Regions from separate parts of the Homo sapiens genome. Here region 2 is linked to region 1. Evidence: chromatin loops called from intact Hi-C (ENCODE). Cell type or tissue: endothelial cell of umbilical vein. All regions are shown on one strand. Each heading gives the region's core, and the rest is flanking DNA. Links, peaks and the distances in the headings are about the cores only.

What was found. Peaks named below come from ENCODE experiments on the same cell type or tissue, not always from the same donor. Only the 100,000 strongest peaks of a DNase experiment are listed, where the experiment ranks them.
Region 2: a loop joins it to region 1, with 12 times the contacts of the local background. A loop is called at or near these places in 1 of 110 quality-filtered maps.

Annotation. Positions count from the first base shown.
Region 1 is chrX:134,816,169-134,828,024 of GRCh38, reverse strand. All of the region lies in intron 3 of PABIR3 (PABIR family member 3), which reads right to left. Among named protein-coding and RNA genes, the nearest start is that of PABIR3, 15 kb to the right of the region's middle. In endothelial cell of umbilical vein, for the core only: no CTCF peak of the experiment used is centred there; a DNase peak (open chromatin) is centred at 6,514; H3K27ac peaks cover 2,158 bases.
Region 2 is chrX:134,944,090-134,955,945 of GRCh38, reverse strand. LINC02243 (long intergenic non-protein coding RNA 2243) reads right to left here and starts at 6,397. Exons shown (of 3, transcript NR_134925.1): 1 at 6,291-6,397; 2 at 5,411-5,746; 3 at 2,564-3,081. In endothelial cell of umbilical vein, for the core only: no CTCF peak of the experiment used is centred there; DNase peaks (open chromatin) are centred at 6,475 and 6,915; H3K27ac peaks cover 1,602 bases.

The DNA of each region.
Region 1 (11,856 bases), core at 4,007-9,006:
AGAGAGAGAGAGAGCACTGAGCTAGACTCTGAAGATCGAAAGATAAATAAGACATTTTCCTGTCCTTGAGCAAGTCAAAGTCTAAGTCTAGTTAGCAGAAACTAGGTCACAGCCAAATGGCAGAACAGAGTTACGATTTGGGTTCAAAGGACAGAGTTCAAAGGACAGAGAACTCTGTGTGGGTCTTGAGGAAGTCTTCATAGAGGAGTAGCAACTCATTAGATAGAGAAGAGGAGGGAGGACATTTCAAGGAGTGAGAGGAAACACTCAGGCAGAGAGGAATGTTCAGGGAACAGAAAGGTTCAGGGTGGCTGAAACTTAGTACCTGCGAGGGTACAACAGGAAACAAATTTAGGGAAATTAGGCTAAAACCAGATTGTAGTTTTTGGACTTTAGCCTTTGAGCACAATAGGAAACCCAGAGCATAGATTCCTCTGAGTTCTTAAACCTCAAAGCTGTTTAAACAAGATCATATCTGCTTTAAAAAGGTAACCCTAGCAACATCATGCAGAACACATTGATGGTGGATGGAAGAGGGACTAGACGCAGGGTCACAGGCCAGGTCACAGATGGTGAGGGTCTAAATGAAAAAGGGAGAGTGAAGAGAAGGAGGTAGATTGGAGAAATGACCAGAAGGTTGAAAAAGAGGTTGCTAAGGTTCCCAGTAGAAACCAATAGATGGAGTGTGGCCATGAAAGGCAGTAAGAGGAGTGAGTTAGTGAGTGGAGGGAAGATGAGTGTTCAAAAAGTATGTGTTGGGCCATGTGTGGTGGCTCATGCCTGTAATCCCAGCACTTCGGGAGGGGGAGGCGGAGGCGGGTGGATCACTTGAGGTCAGGAGTTTGAGACCAGCCTGGCCAACATAGTGAAACCCTGTCTCTCCTAAAAATACAAAAATTAGCCAGGCATGGTGGCGGGTGCCTGTAACCCCAGCTACTCAGGAGGCTGAGGCAGAAGAATCACTTGAACCTGGGAGGCAGAGCTTACAGTGAGCTGAGATCGTGCCACTGCACTCCAGCCTGGGGAACAGAGCAAGACACCATCTCCAAATAAATAAATAAATAAATACATACATAAAATAAAGTATGTGTTGGATAAATAAATGTTTCTATGAAGCAGATAGTCTGAATTTTTGTTGGGTTTTAAAATGTATCATATTGCTGCTTAAGGAATATATCACCTCACTAATTATATGTTGCTTAAAGTATTAAAATCAGTTTGTTTTTTTTCAAATCATTTGCTAGAAAGTAGAAGAAACAGCCAAGGTTGTAAAAATAACAATAGAAAATTGGTATGTGGGTAACTGAAAATTTACTACATATAAATTTTATTTGACAATTAGCAACAACTACTTCACCACAATAATTCGCTATTGTCAAAATATGGCTAGCTGTTAAGTATTTCACTATTTTTTGAATACTTGCTATGTTTAATGAGCTATTTTTCTGCTCAGAGGGGAATGAGAGAATTTTTTTCTTAAAAAAAAAAGACAGCTAATAAGCTGTTGTTATTACCCTCAGTTATTACTCAGAGACCTTACAATCCACTGAAGAAACCAGTCTTGGAAGCAGATTTTATATAAGAGACAAGGAAGTGCATGTCAAATGAAAGCAAAGTGGGGTGGGAATAAAAAGCAAAGATGAAGTGGGTGTGTGTAGGGGCTGGGAGGTGGAAGACAAATAAGAAAGGCATAAGGTGGTATTTCAGTTGGACCTTCAGAACAAGGAGTTTGCCAGCATAAGCAACAGAAAAGTGAAAGTGCTTGGCATGTTTTAAGACAGGATACTGGCCCTGTGTGAGTGGCACACCAAGTTCGTGGAGGGAGAAAGGACTCTGAGGCCAAAAGCGTGAAGATATTAGAAAGCTTTAAATGTCATGCTCAAAGAGTTTGAACTGTGGGAAAATGATCTACTCTGTTATACATAGGAGAAGAGCAGGTTACACCTAATAGCACCATCTATTTAACTTTGGAATAGATATACTCAGATACATATCATCAGCCCTGAGCCTGGTTCTATTGCTATCCAGAGAATGGGTATAAACATGTCACTCTGGATGCGGTGGCTCACACCTGTAATCCTAGCACTTTGACAGGCCAAGGCAGGCAGATCACTTGAGGTCAGGAGTTCAAGACCAGCCTGGCCAACATGGTGAAACCCCATCTCTACTAAAGACAAAAAAAAAAAAAAAAAAAAAGATCCGGGCGTGGTAGCAGGCGCCTATAATCTCAGCTACTCTGGAGGCTGCCACAGGAGAATCACTTGAACCTGGGAGGCGGAGGTTGCAGTGAACCAAGATCAACTGCATTCCAGCCTGGATGACAGAGCAAGACTGACTCAAAAAATAATAATAATAAAAAAAATCTGACAGTTGTGGACTCTTGACTGGCGCATAACTCAGACTGGCCTGTACTAATCATGTTCCAGGGTTGATATCTTAAGGAAATTTGTAATTCAAATCAATAATGCTACTAGCTGACCCTTCTAACAAAAGTCAGAAATCTTTTCTGGATAAAACTTATATTAAAGGGATACATTGGATATATAATTTGTTGCTATAGGCAATAGTGTTATGAACAACATGCTAGAGTTGCTGTTTTAAGCATCTATTTAATGTGATAATGGTGATAATACATGTAATGTGTTTAGCACAGCACCTGGCACAGAGTTTGTGCTAAATAAATGGTAACTATTACTACTACCACCATTATTACTACCATCATCAAACACTCTAGAATACATCCTTTAATGATACATAAACAATTTGAATTATATGCTAAGTATTTATAAAACTAGGCTATCTGTCCCCTGTTACCCAGCAGTTTCCAGTCTTTTCCTATTTGAACTTTCATTTATTTATTTTTAATATATTTTATTTTTTAGAGCACTCTTCAGTTCACAGCGAAATTGAACAGAAATTATAAAGAGTTCCCACATACCCCCCTCCGGCTCTCACACAAGTGCAGCCTCTCCCACTACCAACATCCCTCACCAGAATGGTGCATTTTTTACAACCAATGAACCTGCATTGGCACATCATTACCACCCAAAGTTCATAGTTTACATTTAGGTTCACTCCTGGTGTTGGACATGCTAAGGGTTTTGTATGACATGCATCCATCATTATAGTATGGTACAGAATAGTTTCACTGTCCTAAAATTCCCCTATGCTCTGCCTGTTTGTCCTGATCTTTTATTTTTTTTCTTTTTTCTTTTTTTGAGAAGGAATCTCAGTCTGTCACCCAGGCTAAAGTGCAGTGGCCAGTGGCCCAATTTTGGCTCAATGCAACCTCCACCTCCTGGGTTAAAGCATTTCTCCTGCCTCAGCCTCCCGAGTAGCTGGGATTACAGGCGTGCGCCACCACGCCCGGCTAATTTTTATATTTTTAGTAGAGACAGGGTTTCTCCATGTTGGCCAGACTGGTCTCGAACTCCTGGCTTCAAGTGATCCACCCGCCTTGGCCTCCCAAAGTGCTGGGATTACAGGCATGAGCCACCGGGCCTGGCCCTGATCTTTTTGTTTTTAACAGAAATAGGCTCACATTTTTTCTCATTATAAAGCATATATACTCAATATATATAATTTAATACATTCTGAGTCTTTCCATGTTAAAATTCATCTGCAACACCATTTTAAGTGCTGAATATTATACTGTAAGGACGTACCATAATAATAAGCAGCACTTTTATTATGTGCCACACGTTTTATCTCACTCAATTCTCACAGCAACCCCATGAGGTAGGCATTATTATCACCTTCATTTTGCCTCAGAAAAACTGAGGGCTACAGTGATTAAGCAACTTGTCCAAGGGGTTATGCAGTCATTGCTAGAACTGGAATTCAAATACACGTAACGAAGGCTCTTTCGATTGACCTATTCCCTATTGTTAGACATTCAGGCTGTTGCCATATTTTTTGCTAGCTCTTATAAATAATGTTGTAATAATATCTTTTAAGCTAATGTTTGTGCACATCCTTAATTAATTCTTTAGGATCAATTCATAGAGCTGGAGTTTCTGGGTTGCAAGGTTGTTGATACATATCACCAAGCTGCCCTCCAGAAAACTTATACAAATTTACTTCCCAGTAGTGTATTAGAATACCTATTTCCTCATACCCTCTCAACATTAGATACTGTGACTTTTTTTTCTTTTTTACTTTGAACCCCAAATATTGCTAATTTAAAAAATATTTACGTGCCCATTCTTAAGGCATACTATAAAAATAATCAAACTTTCAAAGCAAGCAGAAAACATTGTGATTTATACAGTGTTGGAGATTCTTCCTCAGTGTTTCCCTTTAATAACACTAATTGAGAAGTTGTGCAGTGGCATGAACAGAATCTGAAAAATTTAGGTTTTCCTGAAAAACTCTCATATACACATGGATATATATGTGTACATGTATACATTTTGCATGTATATGCATATATATGTATACGTGTATGTATATATGTATATATGTACATAGAATACACGTATACAAATATACATATATATACACATATATACAGATACACACACACACCTTTGAAGAGGCAGAATTTTAATACGTTTAATTCATGCTACTAAGGTTCACATCTGCATCAATCAAATGCCCAGAAAATTCACAATATATAACATGAAACACTATGGTTTATAAAGTTTATAATCTAATGAAAAAGATATATAACCTGAACTTAAATGTATACATATACTTTCTATAGAAATTATGACACTTTGGCTGTATTATAATGACATGTCATAAATAAGACAATTACTTTCTATTTTTTAATTTTTTATTTATTTAACTTTTATTTTAGGTTTGGGGGTACATGTGAAGGTTTGTTACATAGGTAAACATGTGTCACCAGGATTTGTTATACATATTTTTTCTTTTTTTTTTTGAGACGGAGTCTCGCTCTGTCACCCAGGCTGGAGTGCAGTGGTGCAATCTCAGCTCAGTGCAACCTCCATCTCCCAGGTTCAAGCAATTCTCCTGTCTCAGCCTCCTGAGTAGTTGGGACTACAGGCACGTACCATCATGCCCAGCTAATTTTTTTGTATTTTTAGTAGAGATGGGGTTTCACCATGTTGACCAGGCTGATCTCAAACTCCTGACCTCAGGTGATCTGCCCACCTTGGCCTTCCAAAGTGCTGGGATTACAGGTGTGAGCCACCGCGCCTGGCCTGTTGTACATACTATTTCATCACCCAGGTAGTAAGCCCAGTACCTAATAGTTATCTTTTCTGCTTCCCTCCTCACATCCTCCCCGCTCAAGTAGACCCTAGTGTCTGTTGTTTCCTTGTGTTCATAAGTTCTTATCATTTAGCTCCGACTTATAAGTGAGAAAACATGGTATGGCAAATTTCCTTCATAAAATAATGATGAAAGACTTCCCTAGAAGAGATTATTTTTAATTTATACCTAAGGGATGGGAAGGAACCAATTTAGGTTCAGGCAAAGGCTTAGGATTTCCCACTGAAAAACTTCATCCAGGAAATCATGAGAAGATAGACTGAAATTGATGACACCAGCAGGGAGATAGTGTGAAATGTCTGAGGTAGGTAGGATTTGAACTTGAGCTACAGAATCATAAGCTACAAGAATTTTTTAATTGGACAAAATGTGGATCAAATCTTGTATTGGCTGATTCTTTTAGTAATAATGTGAGAAATTAATTGCAGAAAACAAGGCTTCTGGAAGAGAATTCTCCCCAAATTAAGTACTACAAGTGGCGTTTGCAAAGGAATTACCTTAGATAATTTTTCCACATGAAACAAAGTATTAAAATAGAAATAATGACTTCACTGAGATGTAATAAACATCACTGGTATCTTTTGTGTAAATTTCCCACTGTGCCTTTTTCTCACACTCCAGGAAGAAAGAAAAGTCCTTGGAAGGAACCAAGAGTATCAGCACCAAGGAATGATGTCATGGTGTGAAGGTGGCTGGGAGTAGAAGTAGCGGGAGGTTAGGGAGGGTGCTGGGTGAAGCTAATTACTAAGAATTATCTCCAGTGAAAGGATTAAGATAGGAGGAAAAACCAAGCTTAGTTCCATTTAAGAGAGATCACAGAAAATTCATATTGTAAAGACATTAAGATTTTTAAAAATTATTTTTCATTTTCCTAGGTTTGCTGTTTTTAAGCCATTTCCTACTATAGTAACTAGAGATAAAATGCTCAGAAAATCCTAAACAAAGGGTTGTACACTGTGTTTATAAATGTCTCTGCCTAGTTTCAGAAATGATTTAAGATGGTTTATAATGCTACTTAACATGAACTGAACATGGGCTAGATGTGCAGGGCATAAAGCAGGATCAGGAATGTATTACATGCTTGCAACTTTGTGGGCCATACACTAGATTTGGGGTTTGTGGTTGCCAATAGGAAAAGCAAAACCTAATGAGACAGATGTCAGTAGGCCTAAAATTAGAACAGATGAATTGCTCAAGAAAAGCACAACCTTTTCTCTTAGGAAGATGAGACATTTCCCCTGCTTCCTTTGGAAGAGGAGGGGGTGGGGATGGAGAAGTGACGCAGTGACATCCGGCTTGAGCAGAAGTGCCAGAATTCCTGGTGGGAGAGAAAGGAACAGGCATGGCAACTTCAGAGTTCTTAGGAGATAAAGCAAAGGGGCGATTTGGGAGAAGGCATAGTCTCAAGGTCAGAAGAGGTCTTTGGGCTTCTGTTCAACAGAAGTGGGTGAAGTAATTTCCTGAGAGAAGTGAAGAAAATATTTGCACTTAATTAAACAAAATAATTGTGAGGGAACAGTTTTTTTTTTTTTTTTTTTTTTTACAATGCTTGGAAAATACGCATCTTTATTTTTGTGTTCATTCAACACAAAAACCCATGGCTCTTCAATGCCCTCTGTCACAGTGATTTGTTTCTAAAACACGGTTTTACCTATATACGTATGTATACACACACACACCCATATATATATATATATACACACACACACACATATAATATAAAATATATATATATACATATATATGTGTATATATATATTTTTTTCATATGGAGTCTGTCTCTGTCGCCCAGGCTGGAGTGCAGTGGCGGGATCTCAGCTCACTGCAAGCTTCACTCCCCGGGTTCAAGAGATTCTCCTGCCTCAGCCTCCCAAGTAACTGGGATTACAGGCGCGTGCCACCAGACCTGGCTAATTTTTCGTATTTTTAGTAGAGACGGGGTTTCACTATGTTGACCAGGCTAATCTCAAACTCCTGAACTCAAGTAATCCGCCTGCCTCGGCCTCTGAAAGTGCTGGGATTACAGGCGTGAGCTACTGTGCCCAGCCTGTTTTACCCATATTTAAATACATGAAAAGCAGCACCAATTTTTAAAATTGTGGTAAAATACACTAACGTGAAACTTACCATCTTAACCATTTTGAAGTATACAGTTCAGCAGTGTTAGGTACATTCCCACTGTTGTGCAGCCAATCTCCAAAACTCTTTTCATCGTGCAAAACTGAAACCCTTTAAAATTGTACCCTTGCAAAACTGTACCCTTTAAACAACAACTCCCCATTCCCTCCTCCTCCCAGCCCCTAGCAACCACCATTCTACCTTCTGTGTCTATGAATTTGGCTACTTTAGATGCCTGTGGCACCAATTTTAAGGATAGACCAGTATAGGACATAACCATTAAACTTATAGTTTATGATATCATTCAATAATATTTGTATTTTTTCAAGAATAATGTTTCTATTTTGTAATATAATATCTACTAGAAATGAAAACACCTGTATTGCTCATGCTTTGTGAAAAACATCCAACTAGTATAGAAATGCATAAAGTAAAAATAAAATTCTGCCTATAATGTCATGCTCCAGAGATATCTACTAAAGATAGGTTGATAGATATCCTTCTCGACATCTTTAAATATATATAAGAGCTTGCTATCCATTGATTTTGAACCCTGGGTCTAATTACTAGTTACATAATTAACTGTGGCTGCTGAAGATGGTAGGGTGGAAAGATAGAAGGAACCTGGGTCTCTGATGATGTCATTGGCCCACTGAACTAACCCGGCCTAGAACCTCCTTTTCTTGGGGCTTCTTATTATTTGAGATAATAATGCTCCTTATTGCTCCTTATTGTTTAAGTCTCTCTGTTTTTTGTTTGTTTGTTTGCTTTTGTTTTTGTTTTTGAGACAGAGTCTTACTCTGTCACCCAGGTTGGAGTGCAGTGGCGTGATCTCGGCTCACTGCAAACTTCACTTCCCGGGTTCAAGCGATTTTCCTGTCTCAGCCTCCTGAGTAGCTGGGATTACAGGCGCATGCCACCATGCCCGGCTAATTTTTGTATTTTTAGGAGAGACATGGTTTCACCATGTTGGCCAGGTTGGTCTTGAACTCCCGACCTCAGGTGATCCGCCCACCTTGGCCTCCCAAAGTGCTGGGATTACAGGCCTGAGTCACCTCGCCCAGGCTGTTTAAGTCTCTTCTAATTGGATTTTACTGCTTTTGCCAAAAGCATTCTAATTCATCATGTCATTCTCCTAGAAAATTCAGCAGTTCTATACTAAAGGTAAGTATATACTTACTTATGTCTTATAATAATAATGAAGTGATACTTAGACACAATAAAAGCATATGCATAGTATTGCTATAGCAAGCTAAACCAACAAGCCTTGAAATCCCCATCATCCAATAAGTTAAAATGACTTCAATTCTGCCAAACACAATCTGTTATATAAGATGGTTTATTTTAAATATACATTATATTAAACTGAACGTTATGCAAATTAGGAGCCTAGAATTCCTAAGGAATGTTATGCATTTTTAAAATGCCAAGAATCGCCGGGCACAGTGGCTTATGCCTGTAATCCCAGTACTTTGGGAGGCCGAGGCAGGCGGATCACGAGGTCAGGAGTTTGAGACCAGCCTGGCCAATATGGTGAAACCCCATCTCTACTAAAAATACGAACATTAGCCAGGTGTGGTGGCGCGTGCCTGTAGTCCCAGCTACTCAGGAGGCTGAGGCAGAAGAATCGCTTGAACCCAGGAGGCGAAGGTTGCAGTGAGCCGAGATCACGTCACTGCACTCCAGCCTGGGCAAGAGATCTGTCTCAAATAAAAAAAAAAAAAAAAAAAAAAAGAAAGAAAAAATATCCTTTAAGTATTTGGTACTAGAAAAAAAGATTTTAAAATTATAATTTTTAAAAAGCCAGGTGCACCGGTTGCTGACTATATGTACTATTACTGATTTAAAAAAACCCACATATTTATTGAGCATTTAGTATGTGCCAGTGCTGTGCTGAGTGCTTCATACTGACCAAGGTAATCCACAACAAACCTACAAAGCAGTTACTTTTACATTCCCATTTTACAGATGAGGGATTTGCCTCCCAAATAACTGAGCCTGGATGTACAGTGCCATTTATAGGTCCTTGGCTCTCAGTTATTCTTCAAAATCAAATCTGGCTTAATCTCACCCCACTCCTCCTTCTACTGAAAGTGCTTTCAAATATAAGAATTCATGAGTAATATCTGTTTTGGTAATTCAAAGGACACTTTTCAGTCTGTTTGACGGCTTGACAGCATATGACTTACTACTTTTCCTTGTTTTTTCATGGTACTACTCTCTTCTGAAGCCTCCTCCTGCCTCTCTACTTAGTCCATCACTCTTCTTCTGACTGATTTTTAAGTGTTGGTGATTTTTAAAGTTTTGTCCTGCAACTTCTTCTCTGCTCTTTCTATACTCTCTTTGTAGGTCATATCATTAATTCCCACAGTTTTAAATAACAATCTACCAATGATTCCCAAATGGTTATCTCTAGTCCAGCTCTCACTCCTGAGCTTCAAACTAGTACATCGAACATCACTAGTTTACAGGTCCAAGAGAACCTCCAATGTAACATGTACAAAGCTAAACTCATCCTCCTTTGTAAATCTACTCTTCTTGCAATGGTCCCTTCTTATTCTGTGTCACTACCATCCCATCAGCTGCCCAAGCTAGAGACCTAGGAGTCAGGTTTGCCTCCACTGTTTCCCACCGTCCATTGATTCCATCTTTGAAATTTCTCCTGAATCTGGAACTTTTCTCTATTTCCACTACCATCACACTAGTCCAAGCTACCATCAGCTCTTTGCCAGGGTGATTGCAGTAGCCTATCTGATCTTCTTGCATATACGTTTGCCCTCTTCCAATCCACTTTCCACTCTGCAGCCAGGGCAATCTTTTAACAAATCTGATCATGTCAATCATTGGCTCAAAACTCTTCAATGGCTTCTCACTGACCCTAGGATAAAGTGCAAAATACTTAACATGACTTGAAGGCCCTACAAGATATTGCACTAGTCTACTTCTTCAACCACATCTCTCACCACTGTATCTTTGCTTTCACTGTAGCTAAAATGCACTTCTTTCAAATTTTATACACACTCTTTTATCTATACACCACACTTCCTTTTCCAGGACTTCAAGCATGCTGTTTTCTACCAGGAATATTGTCTACCCCTGCCACCAATATCCCAAACTAGCTAACCCTCTCACATCAGTAAGATCTCAACTAAGATGTTATCTCCTCCCCAAACTCAGTTAGATCAACCCTGGCAACTAGATCAGGGCCTAATACATAGTGGGTCCTAAACCACTATGTTGGCTTCGTTGAGTAGAAGACTGGATAGGTATGGAAGGCTTTGAGAGGCAAGCAGGTGCTCAACAAATATCGTTGAATGGATGAGTAAATGAGTAGAAAGAAGAAATATTTATTTAATGAACAGTTATAATTTCTCCCACTATAAAATTAATGCATTTGTGGGAACAATATTGAATATCATTCTATGAAGAAGAAAATGTCCAGTTTTAAGATTAGCAAGCAATATTTTTTTTTGTTTTTGTTTGTTTGTTTGTTTGTTTTGAGAGAAAGTCTCACTCTGTCACCAGGCTGGAGTGCAGTGGCGCGATCTTGGCTCACAACCTCCAACTCCCGGGTTGAAGCGATTCTCCTGCCTCAGCCTCCCCAGTAGCTGGGATTACAGGCATGCACCACCACATCCAACTAATTTTGTATTTTTGGTAGAGATGGGGTTTCACCATGTTGGCCAGGCTGGTCTTGAACTCCTGACCTCAGGTGATCCTCCCGCCTTGGCCTCCCAAAGTGTTGGGATTACAGGTGTAAGCCACCACGCCTGGCCACGAGCAATATTTTTAAATTGGTATCAAGCTATAACATTTCACTAAAATGTATTCTAGAGATTCTATCACATTACAAATCATATTATAAGAGAAATCTATAATACATAACACATAACACATAAATTACCAAACTGATTCAAGAAATAGAAAATCTCAACAAACCTATAACAAGAGATAGAGTCTGTAATCAAAAACTTCCCAACAAAGAAATGTCCAGGACCAGATGGTTTCAATGCTGAACTCTACTAAACATTTAAAGAATCAACACCAGGCCAGGCACAGTGGCTCACACCTGTAATCCCTGCACTTTGGGAGGCCAAGGCGGGTGGATCACCTGAGGTCAGGAGTTTGAGACTAGCCTGGCCAACATGATGAAACCCCGTCTCTACTAAAAGTACAAAAAATTAGCTGGGCGTGGTGGCGGGTGCCTGTAATCCCAGCTACTCAGGAGGCTGAGGCAGGAGAATCGCCTGAACCCGGGAGGCAGAGATTGCAGTGAGCCAAGATCGTGCCACTGCACTCCAGCTGGGCAAAAAGAGCAAAACTCCATCTCAAAAAGACAAAAACAAAAACAAACAAACAAAAAACAAGAATCAACATAAAATCCTACTCAAGCTCTTACAAAAGTAGAAGACAAAGGAGTACCTCCTAATACATTCTATGACGCCAGCATTACTCTGATACCAAAGCTAGCAAAAGATACCACAAGAAAACAACAGGTCA
Region 2 (11,856 bases), core at 3,424-8,423, 130 kb before region 1:
CCTGTAATCCCAGCACTTTGGGAGGGTCACCTGAGGTCAGGAGTTGGAGACCATTCTGGCCAACATGGCGAAACCCCGTCTCTACTAAAAATACAAAAATTAGCCCGGCATGGTGGTGGTCGCCTGTAATCCCAGCTACTCTGGAGGCTGAGGCAGGGAGAATCGCTTGAACCCGGGAGGTGGAGGTTACAGTGAGCTGAGATCATGCCATTGCTCTCCAGCCTGGGCAACAGAGTGAGACTCTGTCTCCAAAAAAAAAAAAAAAAAAAACAGCATACTGTGGGAAACTGAAAACTGATCTTCCCCAGTGGCAAAATCTAGGCTAGCCTCCTAAGGACCAAGCAAAGCCCACTTCACAATCCAGGCTTGTCAGTACTACTTTAAATTCGCAAAAGTAAGGGGCTTATAATAATAAGATGAGCACTGATACGTTCCTAACAGGAAACGCAGACCACAATCTCCTTCTGAGTCTACCTCTGTAGGTAAACCAGGAGGGAGGGAGAAATGCTGGAGCTCCACCATGAGCCATATTGAATATCAGATTGTTAAGTCTTTTAAAATGAAAACATCATTTGTAAGTGCCTGTAGCAGAGGCCCAGCTCCTGAGTTGCAGATGAAAAAAAAAAAAAAAAAAACTTCCCTCTGAATACATGGCAATTGCCTGATGGTCTTGGGCTTCTGGAGATGCCCTAAGCACCACATTGTGCCTTTCTTAGCAGGTTTCCAAGCCAGCGCAGGTAGATAGCAAAGAATAGGAAAACAACCAGGTGGCGATTAAGAACCCTAAGGAATTGTATCATCTTTTAGCCTCTACTGGAAGAATTTTAGACGACCAGATTTTGGCAGCAGCAGCTGAAAGCCCCACAGCCCAGAGCACTGGTAATAGAAAATGTGCACCTCTTTGAGTCTCACTGTGCTACATTAAGGTCCCATACAGGGAGAAAGAGAAAGTAGCATGGAATCTCTTCAAGAGGTCATTTTTCAAGATTAGAAAAAGAAACACAAAATTTGTTCTTTGCAGCAGCAAGAGATTGTTTCAGCCTTCAGTTCTTCTTGTTATAAAGCCACCTTTGCTTGAATGTAAAGGTCCATCTTCTTGCTGGTCCGCCGGCCAAGGGCTGAAAGCATGCTACACCACTGGAATTGGTGAATGGAAGCAGGAACAGTGAAATAGCAGGCAGATAAGGTCACCAGACAAAGCCAGCCCGTGGCTGGTTAAAAGAAGCAAGCCCTGGCCGGGCGCGGTGGCTCAAGCCTGTAATCCTAACACTTTGGGAGGCTGAGGCGGGCAGATCATGAGGTCAGGAGATCGAGACCATCCTGGCCAACATGGTGAAACCCCATCTCTACTAAAAATACAAGAATTAGCTGGGCATGGTAGTGCATGCCTGTAATCCCAGCTACTCAGGAGGCTGAGGCAGGAGAATCACTTGAACCAGGGAGTTGGAGGTTGCAGTGAGCCGAGACTGCCACTGCACTCCAGCCTGGGCGACAATGCGAGACTCCCTCTCAGGAAAAAAAAAGAAGAAGAAGGAGAAGGAGAAGGAGAAGAAGAAGCAATCCCTTGTGTAGGTTCTAGAGGTACAGATGGTCAATGTGCCACAGAAGCATCACAATTGAGAAGAATCATCCAAGAGCGATAGATAGGCAAGTGAGAATCTGGCCCATCCTGCTGTTTCCTGCTAGTCAAAAAAGGAAGGAGTGTAAGTGACCGTGAGGAATCTGAATGAGTAGCACAGGAACATCTGGGGCCTTCAGCAACAGCTGAGAGTTCCCACCTAGAAGAGTGGCAGTAATTTGGCCGGTTTGCTAAGCCTGTGATTTAAAAAGTCCTCTAACAGTGAGTTTGAAGACAAACCCCATGAGCATCTTACTACAGGACCAGTTGAGAATGCATTGATTCCAGACATGTAAGGCCTCAGGACTCTGGGATCCGAATCTGCGAGTGGATACTGCTCTCTCTTGGTTGATGGTTTTCCATTTAAACACACACACACACACACACACACACACACATATTTTTTAAGTTCTGGGATACATGTGCAGGGCATGCAGGTTTGTTACATAGGTAAACGTGTGTCTTGGTGGTTTGCTGCACCTATCAACCCATCACCTAGGTATTAAGTCCCACATGCATTAGCTATTTATCCTGATGCTCTCCCTCCCCCTGCCACCCCAGCAGGCCCCAGTGTGTGTTGTTCCCTTCCTTGTGTCCATGTGTTCTTACTGTTCAGCTTCCATTTATAAGCGAGAACATGCAGTGTTTGGTTTTCTGTTCCTGCATTAGTTTGCTCAGGATGATGGCTTTCAGCTCCATCCACGTCCCTGCAAAGGACATGATCTCATTCCTTTTTATGGCTGCATAGTATTCCATGGTGTACATGTGCCACATTTGCTTTATCCAGCCTATCATTGATGGGCATTTGGGTTGGTTCCAGGTCTTTGCTATTGTAAACACAGAAATTTATTTGCCCCTAGTGTCCTTTATATTTTTTCTTCCTGCAAAATATGTTAATGTTAAAAAAGAAAAAAAAAATTCTTTTCAATTTATTTCAAGTGTTTCTTTGTTTAAATGTCCTTCAGTTTATTTCAAGTATCTTTTTTTTTCCAGTTTCTCCTGGACAAGCTGAAAAAGACCTTACTGAAAACGCAAAATTAGGCATGAGAAAAACTTCTGTTCCCCCTTCTTACCCAGTGATAAGGGAATTCTTCATGCCCTACAATGGAAGAAGGAACAGGCTTGTGAGCAGCTAGTACATCGCTGTAGCTGCATCGTCACAGGCAGTAAGAACATTTAGAGTGTGTCCTTTCTCTCCCAGCTACACCGCACAGTTTCCAACAGTCTTGGCCACTGCAACCTCCTCATGGCAAATTGGCCACAACATGGCTGGAGAACAAGCAGGCGAGGAGGAGTGTCAGATGGAAGGCCTTCTGCAAATGGGCAGCCTACAGAACTGTGATGGGTAGGAGCCAGGCTTGGTTGGAGGCTGTGTCTGTGTGGACCAGCACAGCAGTTCCATGTCACCAGGTGCAGGACTAGAGGGGCTTCTGTCCTGTGCTGTGCATCTTGATGACCTAGGCCTGAAGGTCACAAGGGCAGCACAGTGAGGACTTAAGCACCTGGAAAACTCAACATCCAGCGAGCTCACATTTCACAACATCTTCTGGTCCACCAACTCTCCAAAGAGGAATTGTCCTTGGAAGAATGCACTTACATTTGTTCAAAATTTTTTTTGTTAGGGGAGGCAGACAGAGTCTCACTCTGTCATCCAGACTGGAGGGCAGTGGCACGATCTCGGCTCACTGCAACCTCCACTCCCCAGGCACAAGTGACCCTTCTACCTCAGCCTCCCGAGTAGCTGGGACTACAGGCATACAACATCGTGCCCGGCTAATTTTTGTATTTTTAGTGGACACAGGGTTTTGCCATGTTGCCCAGGCTGGTCTCGAACTCGTGACCTCAAGTGATCCACCTGCCTCAGCCTCCCAAAGTACTGGGATTACAGGTGTGAGCCACCGAGCCTGGCCAAAAGAGATTTATTATTATTTTTTTCTCTGGGTGGTAGAAATGCCAGTGGTTTTATTTCCTTTTTACTGATACACATTTTCTGCAGTGGTATGGTATTAATTGTGTAAAAAAAAAAACGTAAGAAATGATAAAAGGTGTTTTTCAAAGGACCCCAGTCCCATTTCCAAGGCAGATAATGGGACTGGGGTCCTCTGAAAAACACCATCAATCATTTCTTTTTTCTCTTTCTTTCTTTTTTATTATACTTTAAGTTCTGGGGTACGTGTGCAGAACGTGCAGTTTTGTTACATAGGTATACACATGCCATGGTGGTTTGCTGCACCCATCAACCCGTCACCTCCATTAGGTATTTCTCCTAATGTTATCCCTCCCCTAGCTCCCCACCCCCCGAGAGGCCCCAGTGTATGATGTTCCCCCCCCTGTTTCCACGTGTTCTCATTGTTCAACTCCCACTTATGAGTAAGAACATGCAGTGTTTGGTTTTCTGTTCTTGTGATAGTTTGCTGAGAATGATAGTTGCCAGCTTCATCCATGTCCCTGCAAAGAACATGAACTCATCCTTTTTTATGGTTGCATAGTATTCTATGGTGTATATGTGCCACATTTTCTTTATCCAGTCTATCATTGATGGGCATTTGGGTTGGTTCCATTTGGGACCCACTTGAGGGGGCAGTCTGACCCTTAGCAGAGCTTGAATGCTGTGCTGGGAAGTCTGCTGCTCTCTTTCAGAGCTGTCAGGCAGTGACCTTTAAGTCTGCTGAAGCTTCGCCCACAGCCACCCCTTTCCCTAGGTGCTCTGTCCCAGGAAGATGGGAGTTTTATCTGTAAGTCCCTGACTGGGGCTACTGCCTTTTTTTTCAGAGATGCCCCACCCAGAGAAGAGAAATCTGGCAGTCTGACCACTGCAGCCTTGCTAAACTGCAGTGGGCTCCACCCAGTTCGAACTTCCCAGTGGCTTTGTTTACACTGTGAGTGTAAAACCGGTCTACTCAAGCCTCAGCAATGGCGGACGCCCTTCCCCCCACCAAACTCCAGCATCCCAGGTCGCTCTCAGACTGCTGCTGTACTGGCAGCGAGAATTTCAAGCCAGTGGATCTTAGTTTGCTGGGCTCCATGGGGGTGGGACCCGCTCAGCCAGACCACTTGGCTCCCTGGCTTCTGCACCCCTTTTCCAGGGGAGTGAATGGTTCTGTCTCACTGGTGTTCCAGGCGCCACTGGGGTATGGAAAAAAAAAGAGCTCCTGCAGGCCGGGTGCGGTGGCTTACACCTGTAATCCCAGCACTTTGGGAGGCCAAGGCGGGCAGATCGCAAGGTCAGGAGATCGAGACCATCCTGGCTAACACGGTGAAACCCCATCTGTACTAAAAATACAAAAAATTAGCCGGGCATGGTGGTGGGCACCTGTAGTTCCACCTACTCGGGAGGCTGAGGCAGGAGAATGGCGTGAACCCGGGAGGTGGAGCTTGCAGTGAACCGAGATTGCGCCACTGCAATCCAGCTTGGGCGACAGAGTGAGACTCCATCTCAAGAAAAAAAAAAAAAAAAGAACTCCTGCAGCTAGTTGGGTGTCTGCCCAAATGGCCACCCAGTTTTGTGCTTGAAACCCAAGGCCCTGGTGGGGTGGGCACCGGAGGGATTCTCCTGGTGTGTGGGTTGTGAAGACTATGGGACAAGCGCAGTATCTGTGCTGGAGTTCCTCAGGCTCAGTTTCTCATGGCTTCCCTTGGGTAGGGGTGAAAATTCCCCCACCCCTTACACTTCCCCGGGTGAGGCAATGCCCCACCCTGTTTCGGCTCGCCCTCCGTGGGCTGCACCCACTGTCCAACCAGTCCCAATGAGATGAACCAGGTACCTCAGTTGGAAATGCAGAAATCACCCACCTTCTATGTCGATCTCGCTGGGAGCTACAGGCCGGAGCTGTTCCTGTTCGGCCATCTTGCCAGCAATCGAGATTTATTTTTATAATGAATTGGTTCACATAATTATGGGGTCTGGCAAGTTGAAAGATCTGCAGGGTGAATAGACAACCTGGAGGCCCAGGAGAGCTGATAATTTAGTTCCAGTCCAAAGGCCCGCAGGCTCGAGACCCAGGGAGAGCCAATGTTTCAGGCCAAAGGCAGAAAAAAAGTCAATGTCCCAGATTGAAGATCATCACGCAGGAAGAATTCTCTCTTACTCAGGGAAGGGTCAGCTTTTTTGTTCTTTCAGGCTTTCAACTGTTGGATGAGGCCCACTCATATTAGGAAGGGCAATCTGCTTTACTCAGCCTACTGATTTAGATATTATTCTCATGCAGGGACACCCTACAGGCTGGGTGCAGTGGTTCACACCTGTAATCCCAGGGCTATGTGAGGCTGAGGCAGGAGGATCACTTGAGCCCAGGAATTCGAGACCAGCCTGAGCAACAGAGCAAGACCCTGTCTCTACAAAAAAAAAATTAAAATAAATTAGCCAGAGGTGTTGGCATGCACCTGTCGTTCTAGATACTTGGGAGGCTGGAATGGGAGGATTGCTTGCGCCTGGGAGGCTGAGGCTGCAGTAAGCTATAGTCATGCTACAGCACTCCAGTCTAGGCAACAGAGCAAGAGCAAGACCCTATCTCTATATTAAAACACACACACACACACACACACACACACACACACCTACCTACCTTTACAGACACACCTAGAATAATGCTTGACCAAACCCTCTTGACTCCATGGCCCAGTCAGTTGACACATAAAACTATCACCTAAAAATGATTTGAACATCACTGACCTAGTGATGAGAAATGTGAAGCCAGAGAGAGGAAGGTCTTTGATCTTCAAATCTTCCTTATTGAATTTATTTTGCTGATTGAGTTTAGATGCCAGCCTTCATTCCCTTGTGGAGGCTGCAGAAGAGAATCCGTTTCCTGGCTTTGTCTAGCTTCTAGAGGTCACCACATGACTCATGACTGACCCACTTTCTCTATCTTCAAAGGCATAGGTTGAGCGTTTCTCATATCAAATCACTCTGACACAAATTTCCCTGCCTCCTTTGTTTATTTATAAGGATCCTTATGATTATATTGGGCCTACCTGGATAATCCAGGATAATCGCTCCATCTCAAAGTCAGCTGATCAGCAACCTTAATTCCACCTACAAACTTAATTCTTCAGTTAACAAAAAAACAAACTCTAAAATATTTTAAAGAGACTTATTCTAAGCCAACATGAGTGATTGGGGCCCAGGAAGAAACACAAATCCAAGAAGCCTTGAGTAAGTGGTCATGAGGCAGTTAGGTCACAACTCTGTTTCATATATTTCAGGGAAGTAGAAGTTACAGGCAAAGTCATAAATCAGTACATAGAGTTTATACATTGGTTTGGCCAAAAAAAGCTGGATATTTTGAAGTGGGGGTTTACAGGTCATAGGTGGCCTCCGAGATTCTTTAACTTGCAGTTGGTTAAAGGAGTAAAGCTCTGTCTAAAACTTGGGAGTCAACAGAAAGGAATGTTTTAAGATAAGGATGCTATGTCACAAGATCAATGACTGGCAACTGCAATTTAACCTTTGACTTGCATAGCCTTAGGTCTTGTTTATAATTGGGTATCTTAGTCATAAAGAGTCTGTTTTGTCAGTGTTATGATCTCTATTTTAACCTTAATGCTGGTCAGTTGTGCCTAAGCTCCAAAGGGGTGGGGGTATAATGAGGCACGTTCAATCTCACTTCTTGTCATGGCCAGGAATTCAGTCTTTAAGGTTTTTGTGAGAGGTCTCCTTGGCCAAGAAGGAGTCCCTTCAGTCGGTGGAGGGACTTTGGATTCTTTTAGCTTACACCTCCTTGCCATGTAACATATTCACAGATGCTGGGAGTTACAAAATGGGTATCTTTGGGGCTCCATTATTCTGCTTGCCACAATATTCATGCCAGGGACATCTGAAAGAGCCTCTCCCTTCACACTACTGACCTGTTTCCAGAGTGACATTGGCTCCCTGGCTCAGGGCCATTTTCTGGCATCTGGGCCCTTCTACAATAGAGCCTTCTGGTAACAGAGCCTTCCCTACTTAGCCAGTGTTGTCTTCTCAGAATTTCTTCTTTTATTGGTTTTCTTGCCTAGAAAGTGGTCCTTGCAGCCAGGTGTGGTGGCTCACACCTATAATCCCAGCACTTTGGGAGGCTGAGTCGGGTCGATCACGTGAGGTCGGGAGTTCGAGACCAGCCTGGGCAACATGGCAAAACCCCATCTTTACTAAAATTACAAAAACTTAGCTGGGCATGGTGGCGGACACCTGTAATCCCAGCTACTTGGGAGGCTGAGGCAGGAGAATTGTTTGAACCCAGGAGACGGAGGTTGCAGTGAGCTGAGATAGTGCCATTGCACTCCAGCCTGGGCAACAGAGTAAGACTCTGTCAAAAAAAAAAAGAAAAAAAAAAAGAAAGGACGGAAGGAAGAAAGCAAGAAAGAAAGAGAAAGTGGTCCTTGCTTTTTGGGCTCAGATTATAGAACCAACCAACCCACCTGAGGTCAGCTTCTCATTATTGAATGGCACATTGAACTTCTAAATAGCTTTTATACACTTCAGGGCCTTTGCAATTACTATTCCCTCTGCTTGGAATGCTCTTCCCCCAAACTTTCTTTTTTTTCTTTTTTCTTTTTTTTTTTATTTGAGACACAGTCTCATTTTGTAGCCCAGGCTGGAGTGCAGTGGCACGATCTTGGCTCACTGCAAGCTTCGCCTCCCGGGTTCATGCCATTCTCCTGCCTCAGCCTCCCGAGTAGCTGGGACTACAGGTGCCCGCCACGATGCCCGGCTAATTTTTTGTATTTTTAGTAGAGACAGGGTTTCACCATGTTAGCCAGGATGATCTCGATCTCCTGACCTCGTGATCTGCCCGCCTCGGCCTCCCAAAGTGCTGGGACTACAGGCGTGAGCCACCGCGCCGGCCTCTTTTCTTTTTTTTAAATTTTTATTTTTTAGAGACAGGGTCTGATATGGTTAGGTTTTGTGTCTCCACCCAAATCTCATCTTGAATTGTAATCCTCATAATCCCCACATGCCAAAGGAGAGACCAGGTGGAGGTAATTGGATCATGGGAGTGGTTTCCCCCATGCTGTTCTTGTGATAGTGAGTGAGTCTCACGAGATCTGATGGTTTTATAAGGGGCTCTTCCCCCTTCACTCAGCACTTCTCCTTCCTGCTGCCTTGTGAAGAAGGTGCCTTGCTTCCCCTCTGCCTTCCACCATGATTTTAAGTTTCCTGAGGCCTCCCCAGCCATGCTGAACTGTGAGTCAAACCTCTTTTCTTTATAAATTATCTAGTCTTGGGTATAGCAGTGTGAAAACTGACTAATACAGGGTCTCACTCTGTCCCCAGGCTGGAACGCAGTGGCCAGATCATGGCCCATTGCAGCCACAACCTTCTAGGCTCAAGCAATCCTCCTGCCTCAGCCTCCCAAATAGCTGGGATTACAGGCATGTGCCATCACACCCGGCTAATTTTTTATTTTTGTAGAGACAGGGTCTCACTATGTTGCCCAGGCTGGTCTCAAACTCCAGAGCTCAAGTAATCCTCCCACCTCAGCCTCCTGAGAAGCTAGGATTACAGGCGTGAACCACCACAGGCTCCCCAGGTTTTCTTGCGGCTTCCTCACTTCCTTCAGTCTTTTCTCCACTGCTTCACAGAACACCATATCATAAATGGCATGTCTCTACTTTCACTCGCATCCATGTGAAGAGACCACCAAACAGGCTTTGTGTGAGCAATAAAGCTGTTTATTTCACCTGGGTGCAGAAGGGCTGAGTCCGAAAAGAGAGTCAGCGAAGGGAGATAGGGGTAGGACTGTTTTATAGGATTTGGGTAGGTAAAGGAAAATTACAGTCAAAGGGGGTTGTTCTCTGGCGAGCAGGGGCGGGGAACACAAGGTGCTCAGTGGGGGAGCTTTTGAGCCAGGATGAGCCAGGAGAAGGAATTTCACAAGGTAATGTCATCAGTTAAGGCAGGAACAGGCCATTTTCACTTCTTTTGTGATTCTTCAGTTACTTCAGGCCATCTGGATGTATACGTGCAGGTCACAGGGGATATGATGGCTTAGCCTGGACTCTGAGGCCTGACATCTACCCTACTTGATCTCTGCGTTCTTCTTCTGCTTTATCTTTCTTAGTATTTACTATGACCTCACAAAGGTAATATATGAAATTGCTGTTTATTTTTCTTCCTTCCGCCCCTAGAATGTGAGCTCCATAAGGGTAAAACTTTGTGTTATTCACTGCTGCATCCCCAGCATCTAGGACTAAGCCTGCCACCTGCTAGGTGCACAATAAATATTTGTTTGTGTCGACAAAAAGAGTCAACCTCTTTAAAATATTTGAAGAGATTTATTCTGAGCCAAATATGAGTGACCATGGCCTGTGACACAGCCCCCAGGAGATCCTGAGAACATTTGCCCAAGGTGCTCAGGGTGCAGCTTGGTTGTATACATTTTAGGGAGGCCCGAGACTTAAATCAAATACATTTAAGATGTGCATTGGTTTGGTCCAGAAAGGTGGGACAACTCAAAGCAGGGAGGAGGGCTTTCAGGTTATAGGTAGATTTAAAACTTTCTGGTTGACAATTGGTTGAGTTTATCTGAAGACCTGGTATCAACAGAAAGGAAATGTCTGAGATGTGATAAGAGGTTGTGGAGACCAAAGTTTTATCATGCAGATGAAGCCTCCAGGTAGCAGGCTTCAGAGAGAATAGATTGTAAATGCTTCTTTTTTTTTTTTACTGAGACAGAGTCTCACTCTGTCACCCAGGCTGGAGTGCAGTGACAGATCTCCGCTCACTGCAACCTCTGCCTCCCAGGCTCAGACGATTCTCCTGCTTCAGTCTCCTGAGCAGCTGGGACTACAGGCATGCACCACCACGCCCAGCTAATTTTTTGTGTTTTTAGTAGAGATGGGGTTTCACCATGTTGGCCAGGCTGGTCTCGAACTCCTGACTGTCTCACGCATCCGTGTGAACAGACAACCAAACAGGCTTTGTTTGAGCAACATGGCTGTTTATTTCACCTGGGTGCAGGCGGGCTGAGTCCGAAAAGAGAGTCAGCAAAGTGTGGTGGGATTATCATTGGTTCTTATAGGTGTTGGGATAGGCGGTGGAGTTAAGAGCAATGTTTTGGGGGCACGGGGCGGATCTCACAAAGTACATTCTCAAGGGTGGGGGAGATTATAAAGAACCTTCCTAAGGGTGGGGGAGATTACAAAGTACTTTGATCAGTTAGGCTGGGGCAGAAATAAATCACAATGGTGGAATGTCATCAGTTAAGGCTATTTTCACTTTTTTTGTGGATCTTCAGTTGATTCAGGCCATCTGGATGTATACGTGCAGGTCACTGGGGATATGATGGCTTAGCTTGGGCTCAGAGACCTAACACTGACATCAGGTGATCCGCCCACCTCAGCCTCCCAAAGTGCTGGGATTACAGGCATGAGCCACCGTGCCTGGCCATAAATGCTTCTTACCAGACTGCATTGATGTTAATACCAGAGAAGTATAAGAAGGCATGTCTGGCCCCCACTTCCCGTCAAGGCCTGAGCCAGTCTCTCAGGTTATATTTTGAGAGTGCCCTGGCCGAGGAAGAAGTCCATTCAGATGATTGGGGGCGGTGGGGGGGGGGGGGGTTAGAATTTTATTTTTGGTTTACATTTGAATCAATTCCCATCTCTTTATCCCCATTGCCACAAATTTAGTTTAAGCACTGATCATCATCTCTGGTTTGGATAATTGGAACAGTCTTCTAACAGGTCTCTAGACTTCCTCTAACTGCCCATTCTGCAGTCAAAATGATCTTTCAAAACTGCAGATCCAATCATGACTTCCCCTTGCTCAAAAAATCTTCAGTAACTCCTCATTTTCTTCAGGATAAAATAATTTGGCACCAAGGCCCTCCATAATTTGGTCCCCTTCATTGAATCATGAAAACTTCACGAGCACCTACTCTGTGGCAGATACTATTCTAGATTCTGGAGATACGACAGTGAATGAGACATGTCCCCCACCATCAAAAAGTACATAGGACTAACTCATAGGTCTTGAAGTTCATAGGTACAGAAAGCAAAGTAGATTGAGGATCAGAAATCAGGGTGGAACATCTAGGACTGAAGGTTCCTCCCTGTTTCCAAGGTATATGAAGCAGCATCTGTAACCAGCACCCACTCAATAACCTCTTCTTTATTGGAGTAGGTAGTTTATCTTGCCAGCCCTAGAAATGGGTATTGGGACAAAGGAGAGAGGCAGACAGAGCCTGTGGTTACTTCCAGCCTCCACGGCAGACCCAGAGGGAAGAAAGGAAACGAAGCAGCACCCAGGGGTAAAG